2 separate regions of the Homo sapiens genome follow, and region 1 is linked to region 2. A link is a loop called in an ENCODE intact Hi-C map of the cell type or tissue named here. Cell type or tissue: B cell. All regions are shown on one strand. Each heading gives the region's core, and the rest is flanking DNA. Links, peaks and the distances in the headings are about the cores only.

Region 1 (9,907 bases), core at 692-8,691, 270 kb before region 2:
GGTTCAGAGGCACGTTGTGAGCCAGAGCAGGTGTTCTGAGGGGAGATGCCGTCGGAGGATGTGTGAAAATGTTTCAAAGCCGTGCCGTGCCATTTCTCCTGTGGCATGCTGGTTTCCAAAATACGTTCTCATGAGCAACAGTCCCACAAGAGTCTTTGAAATTCTGTGATGTAAATGCTGTGAGAAATGCTATCTGATATCTCTCCTAGGCTTGGTATGGTAGGTAGCTCACGCCTGTAATCCCAGCACTTTGAGAGTCCAGGGTGAGAGGACTGCTTGAACCCAGCAGTTTGAGACTAGCCTGGGCAACATAGTGAGACCCCACCCCTACAAAAAAAAATTAAAAATAGCTGGGTGTGGTGGTGCATGCCTGTAGTTCCAGTTTCTTGGGAGGCTGAGGCAGGAGGATTACATGAGCCCAGGAGTTCGAGGCAGCAGTGAGCCATGATCAGGACTCTACATTCCAGCCTGGACAACAGAGAAAGGCCCTATCTCAAAACAGTCATAATAATAATAATATCTTTCCTTGTCCCTAGGACATTCAAAATACACATCAGCTCTTTAAAGACCATATGAAGTCTCACACTAAAGAAGTCTCCTGGCCGGGCATGGTGGCTTATGTCTGTAATCCCAGCACTTTGGGAGCTGTAATCCCAGCACTTTGGGAGGCCGAGGCTGGTGGATCATGAGGTCAGGATATTGAGACCATCCTGGCCCCGTCTCTACTAAAAATACAAAAATTAGCTGGGTGTGGTACCGTGTGCCTGTAGTCTTAGCTACTCAGGAGGCTGAGGCAGGAGAATCGCTTGAATGAGGTTGCAGTGAGCCAGGATTGTGCCACTGCACTCCACCCTTGGTGACAGAGTGAGAGTCCGTCTCAAAAAAAAAAGAAAGAAAAAAAGAAACTTCCTAAACTTATTCAACCTAGGGTTTCCCAAAATTACTTGACAACAGAAATCTTGTTTCACATAATTACTTTGAAAAGCACTTTTAAAAATTCATGGAGCTTTTGAGGGCGGGGACGTGGTAGTGTAACCAGATCTGTGTTTTCTAGAGAAGTTGTCCCCCTTGAGGATGTCTACAAGGTGACCTTCTCTTGGGGCAGGTAACCTTCAGCAACTTATCTGAACAAATGCCATCTGAGCCACCACTGCCCCTCCCTGGGCCAGTCAGGGGAGCCTCCAGGCAATTCGCCCCTGCTTTCCGCCTGGTCCAGGTGGTGCAGGTCAGATCTTGTCATGGCCAAGCAACTGCTTGGATGGCCCCATCTCCCTCTGAACAAAGTCCAGCCCCTCCCCTTGGTTCCTGGCACTCTCTGCCTTTCTTGCCCAGTGCTATGGCCCCTCCCTCAGGCCTCAGTTGAAGCCACAGTCCCAGCTACCCCCAACAGAAACCAAGCCCTGGCTCTATGTTCCCTCATAGCCTCCCTGGCTGGAGAAAAAAAAAAAAGAATACAAAAAGTTCCCTCTTTCTGCAGAAAAATGTGAGAGGAGGGCAGAGGTGCCCCACCTTCAATGAGTCTGGTCTCTGCGTCTGCTGGCAACATATTCTAGAATCCCTGTACATTTGCACAGTTTCTACTCTCATTGCTTTTGATGGCACCCTCAACCAGGAGGTTCTGTGAGACAGGAGTCCCGAAGAAGAGAGCTCAGAGAAGAGCCCAGGGGAGGGGGAGAAGCACTCATCTACTATGGGTCCGTTTTTGAGGTCGCATGAGTCCCATCCCCATGAATATGCAGGAAGCACACAGTCCATTCGTTAGTATCTGAAATGGAAACGAATTGAAGACAAAGAACCGAGGAGGGGGCGTTGTAGGTAGACACCCACCAGATAAGCAGCCTGAGATTCGCCCACTGTCCTAAGCCCCAGAGCTCTGATCCCCAAAGGGCTGTGCTGGTTTTATCTGCAAATGGGAGTGAAACCACCTTTGCAGAAATTATAACTGAGAAAATTGTGACAGTGAAAGAGATCTGACTGAACTGACTCCGTCTTGCTTCTCACCTCCAAGCTCTCCTTGTTCTTTCCTGGGCAGAGGCCAAACTAACTTGGGGAGGAACTTAGTTTATAGTTTGACTTTGAAACAAAGACGGTAACAGCCCTTTCCCAAAACAAACTCCCTTCTTGCCTGGGAACTAGACTGCCTTTGCAGGACTAACAAATTAGCCAAAAGATTAGAAATTATGGTTTAGGAGTCATGCAGCTGGAGGCTACAAGGTTCTAAACTTCCCCAGTTTCTCCTAGGGATGACATCACAATTGTAAAACCTAAGCCTGGTGCTTGAGATGTTTTTCAGACCCTGCCCTCGATGGATCAACTGGCGCCTCCCAGATCAATAAACTGGCTCATTTAGTCTTGTGGCCCCCACCCAGGAACTGACTCAGCACAAGAGGACAGCTTTGACTCCCTACGATTTCGTCTCCCACCTGACCAATCAGCACTACCCCCACTTCCCGACCCCCAATCCCCAAATTTTCAGGGAGACTGATTTGAGTAGTAATAAAACTTCAGTCTTCCATACAGCTGGCCCTATGTGAATTAAACTCTTTCTCTGTTGCAGTTCCCATCTTGATAAATCGGCCATGTCCTGTCTAGGCATACAGGCAAGGAGAACTTGTGGGGCGGTTACAGGAGCCTCTGCAGGGCCACAGGGCAGGTAATTGAGGTGAGGGAGAAGCGCGTCAGCATTCCCACTAGGTACAGGCTTTTTGAGAATTCACCATTCAGAGGAGCAGCTGGGCTGACGCCCTGGGTGGCAGTGAGGGTGGATAGAGGCAAAGCCACATTTCCAGTGTGCTCCAAGTTGCACAGCGAGGGCTGCAGGGCCTTCCGTATTGACAAACTCTGAATCCTCACGAGGGGTGCTCACCACTCTGGAACATCACTCCGCCGTTAGTCCCTCATTGTTTTCCCACAGGCTCCTTCCCCTCTGCCTTCAAACAGGCAAGGTCTCTTTAGACACACACACACACACAACACACAGAGGCAGACACAAAAAGACACAGACACAGATATACACACAGACACACATGCACACACATACACAGGGACACAGACACAGAAACAAAGACAAAGACACGCACACAGACATATATACGCGCACACACACACGCACACATTCCCCACACCTCCTTTTCTGGCTACCTTCTAGACTTTTCCTTGTCTTTAGTCGACAAACTTGTTTAGTTGCTGGCATCTTGGCAGCACATTCCCTCTCTGATCTGTCATGAGGCTCCCACCTGGTGACACTACATTGGCTTAGACCTTCCTGAAGGCAGTGATAACCTTTTTCTTGTCTATTCTGGTCTTCACCCCATGCTGTCCACTCAGGCTCTGTCACCCCAACCCTCTCAGCCATCCCTGTACCTGCCTCGTGCTTCTGTCTCCTACTGGCCACCAGTCTGTCCTGCAGGGGTGATCTCGAATCTACCAGACTTCTCTAGACGTTCTCTCTGTTCAGATTCATCTCTGAAGCTGGATGACAAGCGATGCAGCACCTGTCCCTGAGTCCTCAGGTCCTGGGGAATGGACTGGGCAGAGGGACAACTAGGGAATAGGGTCAGGAGTGGGAGGAACCCATGGATCCCAATTCCAGACATTTCAACAGAACTGTCCTTTGTAAGACTTCTGGGTAGAGGCCAGGATACTGCTGTGCTAGTCCCTCCATGGAGGGGGCATGTCCTGGCTGGCTCTGTTGGGCCTGGGAGACTCCCCCATACACTGAGAGCACTGCTATAGTAGGGTCTGCCTTGCCAAAAACTGCGAAAATCACCACTGTTCCCTTCAGACTTCCCTCCAGCCTCCAAACTTCCTTAATGGCAAAGACTGGCCACATAAATCAGCCAGCGGGCCAGCCAGCCCTACTACAGAATGGGCTGACCGGATGAAGATGGGATGCAGGTGGCCTTCCAGGACAGATGACCCTGTGGCAGGCGGGGACAGGAGCTATCTGGGGCATAAAATTGCCTTTCTCAAGCTGACAGGCCTGTGAGATTGGTCCGCTGATGCCTGGCATTGGGGACTCAGCTGAAATGTTTGGTGTTCTATAGTGACATGGCCCTGCTATGAGACACTTTAAAGGCATCAGGAATTCTGTTCCAATGTCCCTTTGTTTCCTCTCCTGGCAGACTCATGCATTGCTTTAAATAGTCTGCCTGGAGTCACCACTCATGCACATAAGCCTATTCTCGGGGCGTGTTTCTTCGGATTAGATTGTTTCTTCCCACCTCCAAGTTTGTTTTGGCGCTTCCTCTCCAGGTACGGTGGTGGCTCGGCCTTGTGACTGGGCAAAGCATCCCAGGTGGCTGCCGTCCCCTCCATCTGCTTGTGGGCATTGAAGGCAGAGCCTTTCTTTTGGAACTCAGCTTGGCCGAGTGTGGGAGTCTATTTTGATCTTTTCTCCTGTTCATGGCCAGGACCAGAGCTAGGCACGCAGACCCCAATGGAGCCTGCTTTCTCAAGGCAACTGTCCTCCTGCTACATGAATGAATCATCCAGGCTTCTGTCCAGGGTCTCGGGAATTTGGCTTCCATGTCAGGGACGCTTGACACAAGCCACACATCCTTAAGCCTCGTCGTTCCTTCCTCCGAGGGTAGAAAGATGCAAGGCTGGCTGGCAGCCACTGCGAGGGGTGTCCTTTACGGCTGTCCATATTAATCTTATTTTGGTCTAATGCTTACTGCCAGGGAAGAAATCTGCTAATGGTACTTTTCTTTGTTTTATTTCAATCTGGCAACAGGAAATTGGCTTTTTAGGGGAGACTACAAAGGGCAAAGTATTGGTTCTGGTGCCCTCTGGTGGTTGAACTGCAATCTCGTCGCCTCCCCGGGAACTCCCCGACTGGCTGGAGAGAAGCATGAGTTTGCAGTTCGGCTCCACTGCACGCATGGCTTTAGATCGGTCTGGAGTTGGTTAGGTTACGTTTCCAAATCTCCAGTTATAAAATTAGGCCTTTTTTCCTTGTGTAATTTCCAATTAGAAATTTGTTCAACGGGTTAGTATCTTGGGTCTATCTAGAAAATGGATTACTGGATGTCAAAACAATCTTACTTGCCATACTTTGTAACCTGAAATTTTTGTACTCAACATTTGCCAAAAGATTGAGGTGGCTGAGGCACAGGGGATGTGTTTCCAGACATAATTATATCTCTGGCTCCCAAGAGAAATATGACATACTCCTGTTAAAAGGAACATACAATGAAGTAAAGTTGAATTAAAATGAGTAAGTCATGACAATTCTCTATTTTATTTTATGAGATTAGAGTAATTACTCCTGAAATAGGATCATAGCCTTTGACTTCATTGAACAAGACAGCAAAACAGGTTGCATGACTGGGGTGTCAGCAGCCAAATATATGGTCCTGATTGAGACATATGGGAATTTTTTTTTTTAAATGACACACGGAGCACTGCTTCTTATGGTGGTGCTGTTCCCCCAGCTGAACCCTGCCAGGTACCAGCCCCCCCATAGAACTTGCGACTCTCCCTTTGCATCATGAATGAACTAAGCTCACTCACAGTTGCTTGCTAAGAATCAAGAGAACTTGCTCGATCAACCCTTATTCCTCCATCTTCTCTCCTGCTGTCTGCAGTCTGCGATGCTCGCCTTCCTTTCTTCCCCAGCTCATTTGCCTCCCACCTGGACTTTCCTGTCTGCAGAGTGCCCTTGAACTTGAGCCCTTTCCAAGTCTGTCCTCATGAGTTATCTCCCTTTTGCAGCTTTGACATTCACTGGAGAACTTTTTCAATTGTGCCTCGCCTCCCAGCATTGAGGATCTGCCGTTCACTTTGGGGTGCTGACTTCAAGCAGGAAAGACTTCTTGACTCCTGCCAGCAAGCAGGCTGCCCCATGCCCCATGCCCCATGCCCCATGCCTCCTCACCTGTGAAGTGAGGAGGTCGGGCTTGATCACTGGTTTCCACTCCAGAGGGGTTCCCAGGAGCCTCTAAAGAGGTCTCTCAACCACCTCTTATGCTCTGTTTGGAGAAGTTTTACCTTTTCATCAGTTTTTCAAACTGTGATTGTAAGATATATTTCTTTTGGGAAAAAGACTGTGGCTTAAAAAGGTAACGTTTAAAGAAAAGTTTTTAAAAAACAAAAGACAAGAAGATCTAATATCCCTGCCAAAGCTCTCAAACACTTCAGAATCTCCTCCTCTCCCAGCTCCTGCTCCCTGGCCTCTCCTTGGGTGGGAAGGCAATGAGTAAGTAATACTTTATAGACAGCATTCTGCACTGGGCTCCAGCCGTCAGTGCTTCTAATGGGTCTTGGGCAGCTGTCCCGGGCCAGATAAGTCACATTAAAGCTGAGAACAAAACCAAAGGATTGGATTTCTTTTTAAATCAGGAGGGGAAAAAATGTACCACTTGAAGCTCCCAGTCGGTCTGGGTTCCTGGAAGCTGTTGACTTGAATTTAAAAGATGTCTTCAATAATCATGACCATCTTCATTTTTGAAACTTCTTGGGCAGGTTTCTTCTTTGTTTTGGTAGAGAGTTGTTCTAAATAACAGCACGAAATTTGCCTACTCTGGTGTCAGGCTAAGACATGAGGAGCGAAGGGAAACTAATATTTATCTAGCTCACTTCCAGTTTCAGGGGCTAGGTGTAGATTAACTGGGGGAATACTCAGGGCAAGCCGGAGTGTCCCCATGCTGTACATCACTGACTTTAAGAACTTAGTCACATGCCCACAGTCACACAGCTGGTATGACGAGAAGCCAGGATTCAAACTAGGGCTGGCGGATGCTTGCATCTGCAAGGTTCTGCAGAACACATGGAGCCTGGAAAGGAAGGCTCCGTTTGGAAAATCCTTCTGGGGTCCAGAAGCCTCCATAAATAGGGCACCATATAATTTATCTTCTAAATGGGTACACTTGTTCAGGATCAATGCTAAAGCGTATGGGATGTGAGGACATCAGGCATAAAATGGTACCATCATGGGGAAACTGCAATAGACGTTCATCCCCCTCATCAGGTAGGCTAGGCAAATTCCTACGATGCCAAGAAGCGAGGCTACTATCAGGAGAAATGGAAGCAGCAGCATCAGGGTATGAACTGGGTCTCGCTCTAAATCCCTCGTTCCTTCCTCCCCACTACATCATAATCCCTCCTAATGCGCTGTCTTCACAAGCCCAAGAACATACCCAATTCCCTGAAGTGTATGCCAGCCAGGTCTCTGGTGAGCACAGGGGAGAAGCCTGGAGACAGTTCCAACATAAAACTTCATCATCACTGAGCCATCCCAGGGAAAAGGTCCAAACCGCATTCTGGTTCTAAAACCCAACTGGAAGCTTTGTGCAATCGGCGAGAACTTCATGAATCAGACTTACTGACCTGGAGGTTAAAAGAAAGAGCGATCCCCTTCCTACTTTTTCAGATTCCTCTACTTCTCTCTGTCCTTTATTGAAGCTGAAAATTAGCATATTTGTTGGATCGTGGCTGACACTGATGGTCTGAAGTAACCAGAAAGCTCCCACGGATAAGTTGTTCTCAGCCTTGGGAAAGGAAGCTGGATTCATCCCACCACTTTATTTTCTGTGTTTCTGATGCTTTGACATCTTGTGCCTTACTGGCCCTGGAGAGACTTTACTCCTCTCAGGGCTGCCATATTCCTAGAGAGAGTAAATGATCACCTTCCAGAGAGCCTTTCATATATATGCAAACCAACCAATCCAGAGCCACACCCCTAATACCCCCTCTGTGGTCTCTCATACTGGGGCCACTGTCCACCTGCCCTAATCACCCCAGTGCAGGTACCAGACACTAGGGCCAGCCCTATGTCCCAGAGACTGCTGGAAAATGTCAAATTAGCCAATCCTAGGACTGTTTATCCTCCCTCACCTATTCCTTCCCGAATAAACCATAATATTCTTGCCTGCATTTTCCCCTCACTTCCTCTGCCTCCCAACTGGCCCTGCTGCTTCTTAGATGGCCCCTGGTGGCCTGGTGCCCCCTCTTGGCAGCTGCAAGTAACAAACTAGCTTTTCAATGGCAACTATCTCCTGATCTGTTGACCTTACGATACCTCATACTAATAAAACCTACATTTTGAAATAGAAGCCATCCCCTCCAAAAGTCATGAGCTCTCTTTTCCTCCCCCTTACAGATGGTCTTAGTACGTAGGAAGAGCAGGAGTGGGCAAAGGCGATGGTGGTTCCAACACAGAATTGCATCTTCACCAAGAACAACAAATGGCTGGCTTTCTCCTCAGTGGCAGTCAAGTAAAGAAGTGGGAAGGGGCAGCTTGTTAAAAAGATGCCCCAGTAAAATGTGATCATAGCATCATCTGTGTGTGCCTCACACTAAGCAAAGCACCACTCTGTATTAGAAAAATAAAGCCATCATCAAAAACAGGTAACTAATCACAGCTCTGCCAGAGACATTGCCTCCTATGATTATCATCATGGGGGTCTGTGAGCTGCCTAAAATACTTTTTGGAGAAAAATTAATTTAAAATATACAAATTGAATTCACTGCATTCAATTGCAAAAAAAATTTTTTTTCAAAGAAGCTTTTAATAGTGAAGATATTAAATGTAAAAGAACGGAATATTCCCAGTTAAAAGGCATCCAAGTAATGCCAGCATTTTCTCCCCGTGGTACTCCTATTGGTTATTAATCTTGAAATGTGTTTGCAAGAGTTCTCATTTGTTTCAAAGTTAAGAAACAAATGTGCTCCCCTGTGAGAACAAAGTCCATAAATATTTTATGTAAGTGAGAGAAATGAATTCATTCCAAGAACATTCGTCATCCACAGTTAGGACAAGAAATTCACTTTGCCCACCTCAGCCTGACAGTGTCTGCCTGGAAGGTGTCTGTAAGCCCAGTGTTAATTGATGCACACTCCATTTTTTCCTACTCACCCTTTAGCCAGCGTTGCTATGCCAACGTCAGTTAGCTTCATTCCTACACCTACAGGAAGAGAAAGCAAAGATGGGAGTTTGTGTTACTCAGGGCCCCTCAGGAAGTTGGGCCATCTAGCCCCAGGGAAGGGGTAATGACAGCTCATCCTCCTTCTCCTTCCTGCATAAACACTCGAGGCCTCTTTCATATACGCATCCAGCTTTAGGCAGGGACCATGGGGAAGGTGGCAGTTAGGGGGAATCAAGTCTCATGTGAGCAGACAACCCAAGCCCTCTCGGCTCTGGAAATGAAGTCCTCTGCCTGCCTGGCCCACCCACCCCATGACAAGGAGGGAGCTGGCCACTCTGTGAGAAAATCTGAGGCCTGATGCTTGTCCCGTAAGCAATCTCCCCAGAAATACGGTGACTTTGGCTTAGGTCTGGCTCCCCGTTCTTCAATGAAAGTGGAAACCCTTACATGATGGAAAGAAAAGTAGGCACGGCCTGGGATAGTCAATGCCAATAGCAAGAGGGTTTGATATGGTTTGGCCATGTCCCCACCCAAATCTCATCTTGAATGTAGCTCCCATAATTCCCATGTGTGGTGAGAGGGACCCAGTGGGAGATAATTGAATCATGGGGGCAGTTTCCCCCATACTGTTCTCATGGTAGTGAATAAGTCTCAGGAGATTTGATGATTTCATAAGGGGCTTCTCCTTTTCCCTTGGCTCTCATTCTGTCTGTGGCCTGCTGCCATGTAAGACGTGCCTTCCGCCTTCCACCATGATTGTGAGGCCTCCCCAGCCACATGGGACTATGAGTCCATTAGCCTCTTTTTCTTTGTAAATTACCCAGTCTTGGGTATGTCTTTATCGGCAGTGTGAAAATGGACTAACACAGGGCTCAAGGGGCATGTGTTTAGTTCAAAGCCAAACTTCAGACATATGATTTCTCATTTCCATAAAGATCGTTTTTCAATTCAGGACTGAAGGTTTTCTGGGTGGTCAGTGTTAGACCCCGGGAAACAATCCTGAGTTCTATGTAGACACTGAACCAATGGCCTGGCGAAGC
Region 2 (9,907 bases), core at 1,140-9,139:
TTTATTTCTTCCTGAGGTGGAGTCTTCCCTTCAGTGGAAACAGCCCACCGTTGCTGCCACCCCTTCTGCTGGGACACCCTGGGGACTCGATGTCAACACTGCAAATCCCTAGAATTTACTGCAGTTCTTTTTGCTATGGGGAAGAGATGGGGTGAGCAGAAGTGCAAAAAGATGCCTTCTTGCCACCTAGTTTCTAGTCACTGCCTTCCTCTCCCAAATGATGCCTCCACTCATCCACTCTAAAGTCCCAATTCCTCAGCTTTCAGGCAGAGAGCCCACTACTACACCACTGTAAGTTGTGACTGACTAGCCCTCCCAGGAACATTGGAAAATTTTGAGGGAGAGAAAGAAAAAAGGAAGAGAAGGAATGAGACAGAAATCTCTCCTAGAAACAGCCACACATGGCCAGCGCAGTGGCTCACGCCTGTAATCCCAGTACTTTGGGAGGCCAAGATGGGCGGATCACGAGGTCAAGAGAACAAGACAATCCTGGCCAACATGGTGAAACCCCGTCTCTACTAAAATACAAAAAAATTAGCTGGGCATGGTGGCGCGTGCCTGTAGTCCCAGCTACTCTGGAGGCTGAGGCAGGGGAATCACTTGAACCTATGAGGCGGAGGTTGCAGTGAGCCAAGATCGTGCCAGCCTGGTGACAGAGCAAGTCTCCATCACAAAAAATAAATAAATAAAATACAAAAATAAATAGAAAAAGAAACAGCCACACATGGACCAGAAAGTTGAGCCTCTGGTGACTTGACTTCAGGTGCTGCGGCAGGCAGGTGGCCCAGGGAGTAACTGGGGAGTGAAAATGAGAATGCAGCACATGGACCAACTCCTGTTGAGCCTCTTAGCAAAAGCCAGCCCTGTCCAGTAGAGCATTTTCCAACTGTTGCAAAAATTACCCTATGAACACCTCTCTCCCCAGAGTTCAAACTCGCACCTTTGATGATACTGCTTCCTGCTGCCATTGCCTATTCTGATGTCAGAGCAGCCATTCCCATGGAAAATGGAATGGAAAGCTAAATGGAGAGTGAGTAGGGGTTAAGACTTCTCTAAAATACCGCGGCTGCCAGGCAATTTCATTAAGGAGAAACAGAGATGGACAATGTCATAAACATTCTCCAGCCATCAGAAGAAACCACTTCCAGGAAAAGTAAATTTTGTGGTCGTAAACACTCACAGCAAGGGCCAGGCCACAGGCAGCGTGGCACTGGCAGAGAGCAGTGGTTGAGGTGAAAGTCACCCTGGGGCCCAGGTCTCAAACTTACCCTGGCTAGACTGAACCAGAACATTTTTCCGTTTCTTTTCCGTAAATTAATGTTTAAAAGTTCCCCTCCCCACATAATCCCAATCTCACTTTCAAGAGATAATGCTATCTCTTCAGTGTATATTTCTTCCGGTTGTATTATGCATATAAATCTCCAGACCATATGGACACACACACACATATGCACACACACGTATGAGTATTATACACATACATGTGTACAGATATCTTTTATACATGTATACACACAGGTGTACACATATGTGCATATGTGAGATCATGCTGAGCTCACCGTTTTCCAGTTCCTACTTTCACTTCACAATAGCTCTTGGCCATCTTCCACCACAGTGTATTTAGAGTGACTCTATAAATAGAACGATTTCTAATGCACCTTTCAGATTTCAACTCTTTAAATAAATGCGACAAGGGCACATCTCGTGGTCCAAGGTCGTGACTGCTAAGGCCCAGAGAACACAACAAATTTGCTGGCTTCAGCCGTGCTGACCTGCTGGAAGATGGGTACAGGCTCCTAAGTGGATGCTGCCATTTGTGCGCCTCCCAGCCACGCACCCCACCCTCATATACACACTATCCCTTGAGGAACATTTACCTTCCTTCCCGCCCCAGGTGTTTGTGACTTGGTGGGTAGTGGGTGACAGAGATGCACCTGTGTCTTCAGAACACAGGCCACTGAAGGACAGCAGGCCCGGGGCTGGTGGGGGCCTGAGCATGCCCTCCCTCACCAGGCTGACCAGGCTTGCATGCAGTGGGGCAGAGGCAGTGGAACTATCCAGAAAACATGCCCATCCCCCCGCCCAAGCCATCACAATGGGAGCTGAGTACAGGGTCACTAGGACAAAGAGTGAATGGAACCATCTTGAAAACAGCGGTGATGTTTCCTGTCTCCGCTGGCACAGGCCTCCGTGGAGCCCACGTTCTTTTCACAGAGTTCAAGTTGCTCAAAGAAATAAGGAGAGGCCACTTGTGAGCAGTGGTCCTCCAGGTGAAACCCAGAGGGCGTCGGGATGCCCACAGGTTCCTCAGGAAACTCATGCGGGGAGACATGGGGGTGCCAGGGACACGCCTCCACCCCACCATGGCTGCCCATAGCAGGGTCCGTGGCAAAGGGACCAGGTGGCCCATGGGTTAGTGGGAGCAGATGCCCAACCACCTCCTCCAGGCCCCACTGCCCCCTTGGGCCACCACAGAGACCTCCAACTTCTCCATCCTCTCTGTCTCTCCCTCTCTCTCCCCACTTGCTCTCTTCCTCAAGGGCCCTTTCCCTGTCAACTACCACTGGCACCCGGCTGGAGGAACAGGGCAGGTTTGCCTGTTAGTACCTGCGGCAACTCATCCCCCAGCCCCTAACTTTGAGGCGATCCCATTTTCCTCCTGTATTCCCTGAGCTTGACACAGCTGAATGTGGAAGACCCCAGGGCAACAAGAGGCTTGGGAAGGAAGGTCACACTGGAGTCGCGGGGGAAGGGTCACCCAGGCACAGGTACTCAGCATAGACTGCAGATGCTGGCCAGCCAGTCCTACACCCAGCTTACTGCAGAGGCACGACCACACTTCTGCTGCAAGGCTGGGGGAGACTCTGTGGTTTCGGTGAGGAAGAGGACAAGGAGGTGAGCGAGCCAGGAACAGCCCCCGCATGTCTCTTATCACGCCTTCATTCCCCTCTCCCCGCAGCACTGAGCTTCTGTGTTTTCTTTCCCCCAAGACTGTTCTCTCGGCTGCTGGTGGCAAAGGAGAGGGCTGCGGGGGAAGGAGAGAGAAAGGGGGGACCCCAGATGATCCTCCTATTCCCTAAGCTCTCAAAGTCTTCAGATATCTACAGCTTTGCTGCTCTAACCGCTCATTGTGAAAAGAATGAGTCTTATACTTGAATACAACCCTAAAATCAAAAGAATGACATCTAACCCGCTGTTCACCATAAATCTTTTTTTTTTTTAATTTTTGAGACAGAATCTCACTCTATCACCCAGGCTGGAGTGCAGTGGCATGATCTCGGCTCACTCCAACTTCTGCCTCCTGGGTTCAATTGATTCTCCTACCTCAGCTTCCTCAGTAGCTGGGATTAGGGGTGTGCACCACCATGCCCAGCTGATTTTTGCATTTTTAGTAGCAACGGGATTTCACCATGTTGGCCAGGCTGGTCTCAAACTCCTAACCTCAAGTAATCTGTCTACCTTGGCGTCCTAAATTGCTGGGATTACAGGCGTGAGCCACAGCGCCCAGCTCGGCCCATAAATAATTTAAAAGACTGCATTTCTACTGTCTGACTCCATTTCTGTGAAGAGTCCAGGAAAGGCAAATCTCTAGTGATAGGGTAGGCTACCAGGGACTGGGGGCCCGGGAAGGTGGGAGAAACCGGAAGGGACTGCCAATGGGTATGGGGACTCTTTTAGGGTGATAAAAAAATGTTCTAAAATTGATTGTGATGATCAATGATCTACAAATATACTAAATTGGTGAATGTCTGGCATGTGAATTATTTCTCAATAAAGCTGGTTTCTTTTAGAGAAAGTAGTTCAAAATTTCTGAGGCTGTTTGGTTTTTGTTTTTTTAAAAAAGCAAATCATTGGCCCCGGCGTGGTAGCTCACGCCTGTAATCCCAGCACTTTAGGAAGCTGAGGTAGGCAGATCACTTGAGGGTCAGGAGTTCGAGACCAGCCTGGCTAACATGGTGAAACCCCATCTCTACTAAAAATACAAAAATTAGCCAGGTGCAGTGGCACACACCTGTAGTCCCAGCTACTTGGGAGGCTAAAGCAGGAGAACTGCTGGAACCCAGGAGGTGGAGCCACTGCACTCCAGCTATGAGAGGATAAATGCCCACTATTGTAAGGCCCAAGCTAGTGGTAATTTATTAGAACAACCCTAGGAAACTAATGCAGAAAGGCGGAGGGGAACCGCAAGCTCCTTTGTGATCCACCCCTTTGTCTTCCGAAAGGCTTCGTTTAGATTCAGAGCCTTCTGTTGCAGTCTCTTGCTCCCCCTCCTGGCTCAAAGGAAGAACTGTGCCCCCTTCAGTCCCACGGAGATTTGATCTCTCTAATGAAGTGGGAGGAGAGAGGAGTTCGCAAAACTTAGAAATGCTGTTGCAAGAAAAAAAAATTTTTTTTTAGACAGGGTGTCTGTCACCCAGGCTGGAGTGCAGTGGCTTGATCACGGCTCACTGCAGCCTCGACCGCCAGGGCTCAAGTGATTCTCCACTATGCCCCGCTAATTTTGTTTATTTTTTGTAGGGATGGGTCTTGCTATATTGCCCAGGCTGGTCTTAAACTCCTGGGCTCAAGCAATTCTCCCACCTCAGCCTCTCAAAGTGCTGGGATTATAGGTGTAAGCCACCGTGCCTAGCAGAAAAAATAATTTTAATGGTGCATTATTTTCCCATCTTGAGAGAAGAGTGAAGACTTAGCACTTGACCTGAAAGCTTAGCTCCATCCTATGCCCTCATCATTCCTGGTAATTTCAACTCCACGTTGATGACCCACACAATTCTTCTCTTGGCTCTTTGGCTTCCTCATCCACAGAGACTTCTTGTAACCCAACCATACACCACCCAAGAGATATCCTGGACCTTGTCATCACAAAAATTACACTCTTCCAAAATCATGGATTTAAATTTTGTCCTCTCTGATTACAAAGCCCTATCTTTCAGCCCACTTTCTCAAGTGCCCCTTCAATATCACAAGTCACCAGAATCAAGATGCTAACACTTGACCCCTCTTATTTCACTCAAATCTCGACTTATTTTCTTGTCTAACCAGATTCTTTGTTTCGTCTATTCGCTCTCACAAACACCAACTCCCCTGATCCATTCTTTTACTTTCAACTGGCAAAACTCCAACCCCCACCAACTTCCACACACTTCTCTCTACTTAAGCCCCTCATTCTCCTTCTCCTCCTACCCTCCCACTCCTGAGAGCCTTGCTTCACCCGTCACTGAAAAACTGAAGCCATCACAGCGTATTATTAACCCTCTTGCATCGATAGTTTTCTTTCTTCCTGTTACAATGGAGGACTTGTCACTCCTGTCTAACCCCTCCACGTAGACTCTGGGTTGCATCCCCTTTTATTTATTTTCTTTTAGAGACAGGTTCTCACTCTCTAGCCCAGGCTAGAGTACAGTGGTATAATCATAGCTCACTGCAGCCTCAACCTCCTGGGCTCAAGCAATCCTCCCACCTCAGCCTCCCGAGTAGCTGGACTATAAGCACATGTCACCATGCCCAGCTAATTTATTTTTATTTTTGTAGACAGGGTCTTGCTATGTCACCCAGGCTGGTCTCAACCTCCTGGGCTCAAGTGATCCTCCCATCTCAGCCTCCCAAAGTGCTCGGATTACAGGTGTGAGCCACCATGCCCAGCCTCTCCATCTCCTTTTTGTCTTTCCTAAATTTCATTTCTTTGGTTATCTCCCCTCTAATATGATCAATATGCCTCATTTTGACCAATTATTCTCACTGGCACACAGGCATGCTGTCAGAGCCAGCTTCGTGGGCATGAGACCTCTACAGACACACAGCACCCTGTGCCTGGTTTAATATTCTGCCGTCACTGTTTTTAAATTCTTAATAATTTTTTAACAAGGAGCCAGTCCTGCCTGCTCTAGTATCTGCCATTTTCTCTGCTTCCCCTCTCTAAACTGCCAAAACAGAGCCTAGGTGAGCCATCTCTATTTCTACTTGTATCTCTACTTTGTCACTTTTACTAATTCTGTTTTTTTAGACAGAGTCTTATTCTGTCATCCAGGTTGAAGTGCGGTGGCGCAATCACAGTGAGCTCAAGAGATCCTCCCACCTCAGCCTCCCAATTAGCTGGGACCACAAGCATGTGCCACTATGCCTGGCTAATTTTTAAATTTTTGTAGACATGGGGTCTCACTGTGTTGCCCAGGCTGGTCTCCAAATCCTAGAATCAAGGGATCCACCCACCTTGGCCTCCCAAAGTGCTGGGATTACAGGCATCAGAGCCACTGCACCCAGTCCACTTTTACTAACTCTGAAAGTGTTTCAATCCCAACACTTTTCTCCTAAAAACAAAAAACCATCCTCGTCAATGTTTCCATATGGCCTCAATTTGGTGACATTCAAAGAACCTTTTCTGAAGCCATCCCTGAAGACTCTCCTCTTGCAGTTCTCCACTTTATTCTCCAACCTGGCAGCCTGTTGCTTTCATTCCCAGCATTTTTCTCATGCAAAGTTGTATAATTGTGAACGTGTTTTTTGCCTTCTTTCACTCTAAGCTCTGTGGGCAGACATCATGTGTCCTCGTCCCTGACACAGTCCCTGACGCTCAGTGGATGTTTACTGAGTGAATAAATGAGGGAATGGATGTGCAAGAGAGTTCAAGAACTTGAAAAAAGTTCAAGGGATCAGTAATGTATACACTCAGGAAAATTTTTAAAAGCTAGAAAGATCTGATAGTAAAAGGAGAGGCAAAAAAACTGGATAACCTGGAAAGAAAATGAGCAAATAAAAAATCATTTACATTACGATACCTGGAAGGATAGGTGGGCGTTGTCAGAAGGTGGAATACTGAAGTGTAAGATTTCGAAAACACTTCTGCTAGTGTAAGTGCTGGCCAGTTCTGGGGTGGTCATGAGTGGGGGTGGATTGAGTAAATTGGAAGTGAAGGTCACTGGGATTCAGATCGAGGAACTGATCTGAGGTTGCTGGATAGGTTGCTCAAATGGCTATTCAAGTCATCAGATGAACAGGAGAAGTTGAAGTCAAAGGGAAGACGTTGCAGTGAGTACAGTGGCACGTGCCTGTAGTCCCAGCTACTAGGGAGGCTGAGGCAGGAGGATCCCTTGAGGCCAGGAGTTCGAGGCTGCAGTGAGCCATGACCACTCCTGTGAACAGCCACTGCACTCCAGCCTGGGCAACATACTGAGATACCCCACATTTTCAGTGAATAATCTTGACTAACACTTATAAAGTGCCTACTATGTGCCAGATACTATTCTAAGTGCTTTGCATATATTTATATATTCTATATACAAATAATATTAACAACAACCCTATGAAGCATATTACTGTTATCATCCCCAGTTTATAGATGAAAAATTGAGGCAAGAGAGGAAACTCTGGGGCTTGGCGAGGTGGCTCACGCCTGTAATCCCAGCACTGTGAGAGGCCAAGACAGGCAGATCATCTGAGGTCAAGAGTTCAAGACCAGTCTGGCCAACATGGTGAAACCCCATCTCTACTAAAAATACAAAAAAATTAGCCAGGCGTGGTAGTGTGCAGCTGTAATCCCAGCTACTTGGGAGGCTGAGGCAGGAGAACTGCTTGAACCTGGGAGGCGGAGGTTACAACCAGCAGAGATCGCACCACTGTACTCCAGCCTGGGCGACAGAGCAAGACTCCATCTTAAAAAAAAAAAAAAAGAGAGAGAGAGAGAGAGAGGAAACTCGGCCAAGGTCAGACAGCTAGCAAATAGTAGAGCTGGGAAAGGACTCCGGCTGTGTGGCTCCAGAGCGCAAGGCCTCTGGTCTCGACAGGAAGATGACAGACATAAGAGACCATAATGCTGGGGGTTAAAAGGTGGAAGAGAAGCAGGAACCAGATCTGAAGTCCTTTGTATTTCATGCTGAGTTTTGTAATGACCCTCTTGGCAATTGGCAGACTTTGAAGGAGGTCAGGCCAGGGCATGACAGAATCAGATTAATGTTCTGGAAAGATCTGTCTGGCTGCAGAGTCAGACGGGAATGAATGGTCTGGAGGCGGGAGGGCCCTTCAGAGCCTCTTGCAACAAAGAGGGACTGATAGTGGGCAGGCGCCTACACCTCTGCTTTGGAAAGGAAATGGGGCAGGTGGCAATGTCGGAAAAGGAGCCCAGGACGGCACAGCCTGCAGGAGCCGCAGCCGCCCCATGGGGACAGTTCGAGCTCACCCGGTCCCTAGGCAAGAGAGCACAGTCCTGGCCACCTAGCCCAGAGGGCATGATGGGCCCAGCGAGAAACCCTGGGGCCCCCGCGCGGGGACTGCTCGAAGTCCGCCCGGGGGCCTTGGGAGCTGGGTGCACCCCTTAGAGGAGCCCGGCTTCGTGGGCCCCAGCCTGGCCTTGGGTCTCCCTTCGCCTTCTGAGCTCGGGGCCGGCCGGGAGCTGGGTACCCAGCAGAGGGCAGCACAGGCTTGCGTTCGTCCCGGTCTGAGCGCCGTCTGCACCTGCCCGGGGCCCTGCAGCTGCGCAGCGCACGGAGCAGTGGTGCGCTCTCACCCACCCGCGAGCTCCCACGCACATCCAGGTCCTCCCCGTCCAGCTCGTGGCTCAATACAATACCTAGAAGGCCTGGGGGCCCTCAGGAAGACCGAGGGACAGCAGCCAGCGCGGCTGGGATGACAGCCAGACTCGGGCATGCATCAACAGGCCAGGACAAGTGGCCGGCTCCCTCCTCTCCCATGCCCATGCCTGTGATGCTGCCAAAGGGCAGAGAAATATCAAAAAGCTCCACCGAATCTCCTGGGAGGGAGGCCCCTGCCTTGAGAACAGTCAACCAGATACCCATCTGGGGCCCCTGGGGCAGGGGGCAGGGCACGGAAGCAAAAGCGTTTAGATTCTAGCGGAGTTTTGAAAACTACCCACCCAGCAGGGAAAAACAAAAAGGACTGAAATCCTGGCAGGGAGCTTCCCTGACTCTGGCCTCTCCAAACTGGATGTCAAATCATGAATAGAGGTCCCTAGGTCCCTCCTACTCTAGTTTTTTGTTTTTATAATTGCGGCTTTTTTAACTATTATTTTTAATTCTTGTAAAACATAACATTTGCCATGTTAACCATTTTTAAGTATACAGTTCTATTTTGCATTGTTCCCACTCTCGATTTTTACTGGGATTTCTCACGTACAGAATGAGACACTGAGAAACACTATAAGGAAAAGACAGACCTGGAGACTGAGGAAAGTACATTGGGAATTCTAAGGTGGGCGTGAGAGGTTTTGCAGCCGCTGTGCCTTACGAACTTTCCAGGGCACCTCTGTCCTGAGGGCTTCCACTCTGTACATCCGTCATGCCACCCTCCACGCCCTCCCCATACACAGCCCAGACAGAACCCATGGCTCATCTGGGAGTGGTCAGTGAGCACCCCAAAGGGATCCCTGCCCATATTCAGAAACGGGAACAAGGCTATTTGAAAACTTTGCAATGTTATGGCAGAAATAATCTTTGCAGGATGTAAATGAAAAGTTCCAAGCAATTACGACAAATTTTTGAGCAATTAATGCACTGGGTCTTTAGCCTTCAATGAGCTGGAAAGCTGAGCAAGACAGAACTTGAACCCCTAATAATTATAACAGCTAATACTTACAGAGCGCTATGAGCCTGGCACAGTGCTAACCATTTTACTCATTCAGGTCTTTGCAGTGGAAATGCTGCTATTATCCCTGTTTTACAGAGGAGAAAATCAAAGCCCTGAGGGCTAGCTGGCTTGCTCAAGGTCACAGGGGAAGTAAATGGTGGGGCCTGGATTTGGACCCAGGCAGACTGGCTCCAATAACATGGCTTATGATGGCACCCTTGCCTGATGCTGTGCTGGGAGCTGTATAGACTGAGCCAGTTCCCACTCTGGGAGGCTCAGAAGCTTGTGGAAGGGTGAGTCTGCTAATTTTTTTCTTGGTTTTGGTTTGAGA

The links. Peaks named below come from ENCODE experiments on the same cell type or tissue, not always from the same donor. Only the 100,000 strongest peaks of a DNase experiment are listed, where the experiment ranks them.
Region 1: a loop joins it to region 2, with 22 times the contacts of the local background. A loop is called at or near these places in 17 of 110 quality-filtered maps.

The regions. Positions count from the first base shown.
Region 1 is chr18:58,489,192-58,499,098 of GRCh38, forward strand. ALPK2 (alpha kinase 2) reads right to left here. Exons shown (of 13, transcript NM_052947.4): 12 at 8,858-8,906. Among named protein-coding and RNA genes, the nearest start is that of MIR3591, 43 kb to the left of the region's middle. RefSeq lists enhancers at 4,000-4,501, 4,502-5,001 and a silencer at 4,778-4,827. In B cell, for the core only: CTCF peaks have their summits at 4,796 (motif pointing left) and 4,995; a DNase peak (open chromatin) is centred at 4,810; H3K27me3 peaks cover 2,066 bases.
Region 2 is chr18:58,760,205-58,770,111 of GRCh38, forward strand. The region is part of intron 1 of LOC105372146 (a long non-coding RNA gene); the gene reads right to left. Among named protein-coding and RNA genes, the nearest start is that of LINC01926, 49 kb to the right of the region's middle. RefSeq lists enhancers at 1,779-1,828, 3,950-4,219, 8,568-8,717 and a silencer at 8,338-8,487. In B cell, for the core only: CTCF peaks have their summits at 4,296 (motif pointing left), 4,496, 8,390 (motif pointing right) and 8,589; DNase peaks (open chromatin) are centred at 1,637, 4,257 and 8,417; H3K4me3 peaks cover 492 bases; H3K27me3 peaks cover 2,799 bases.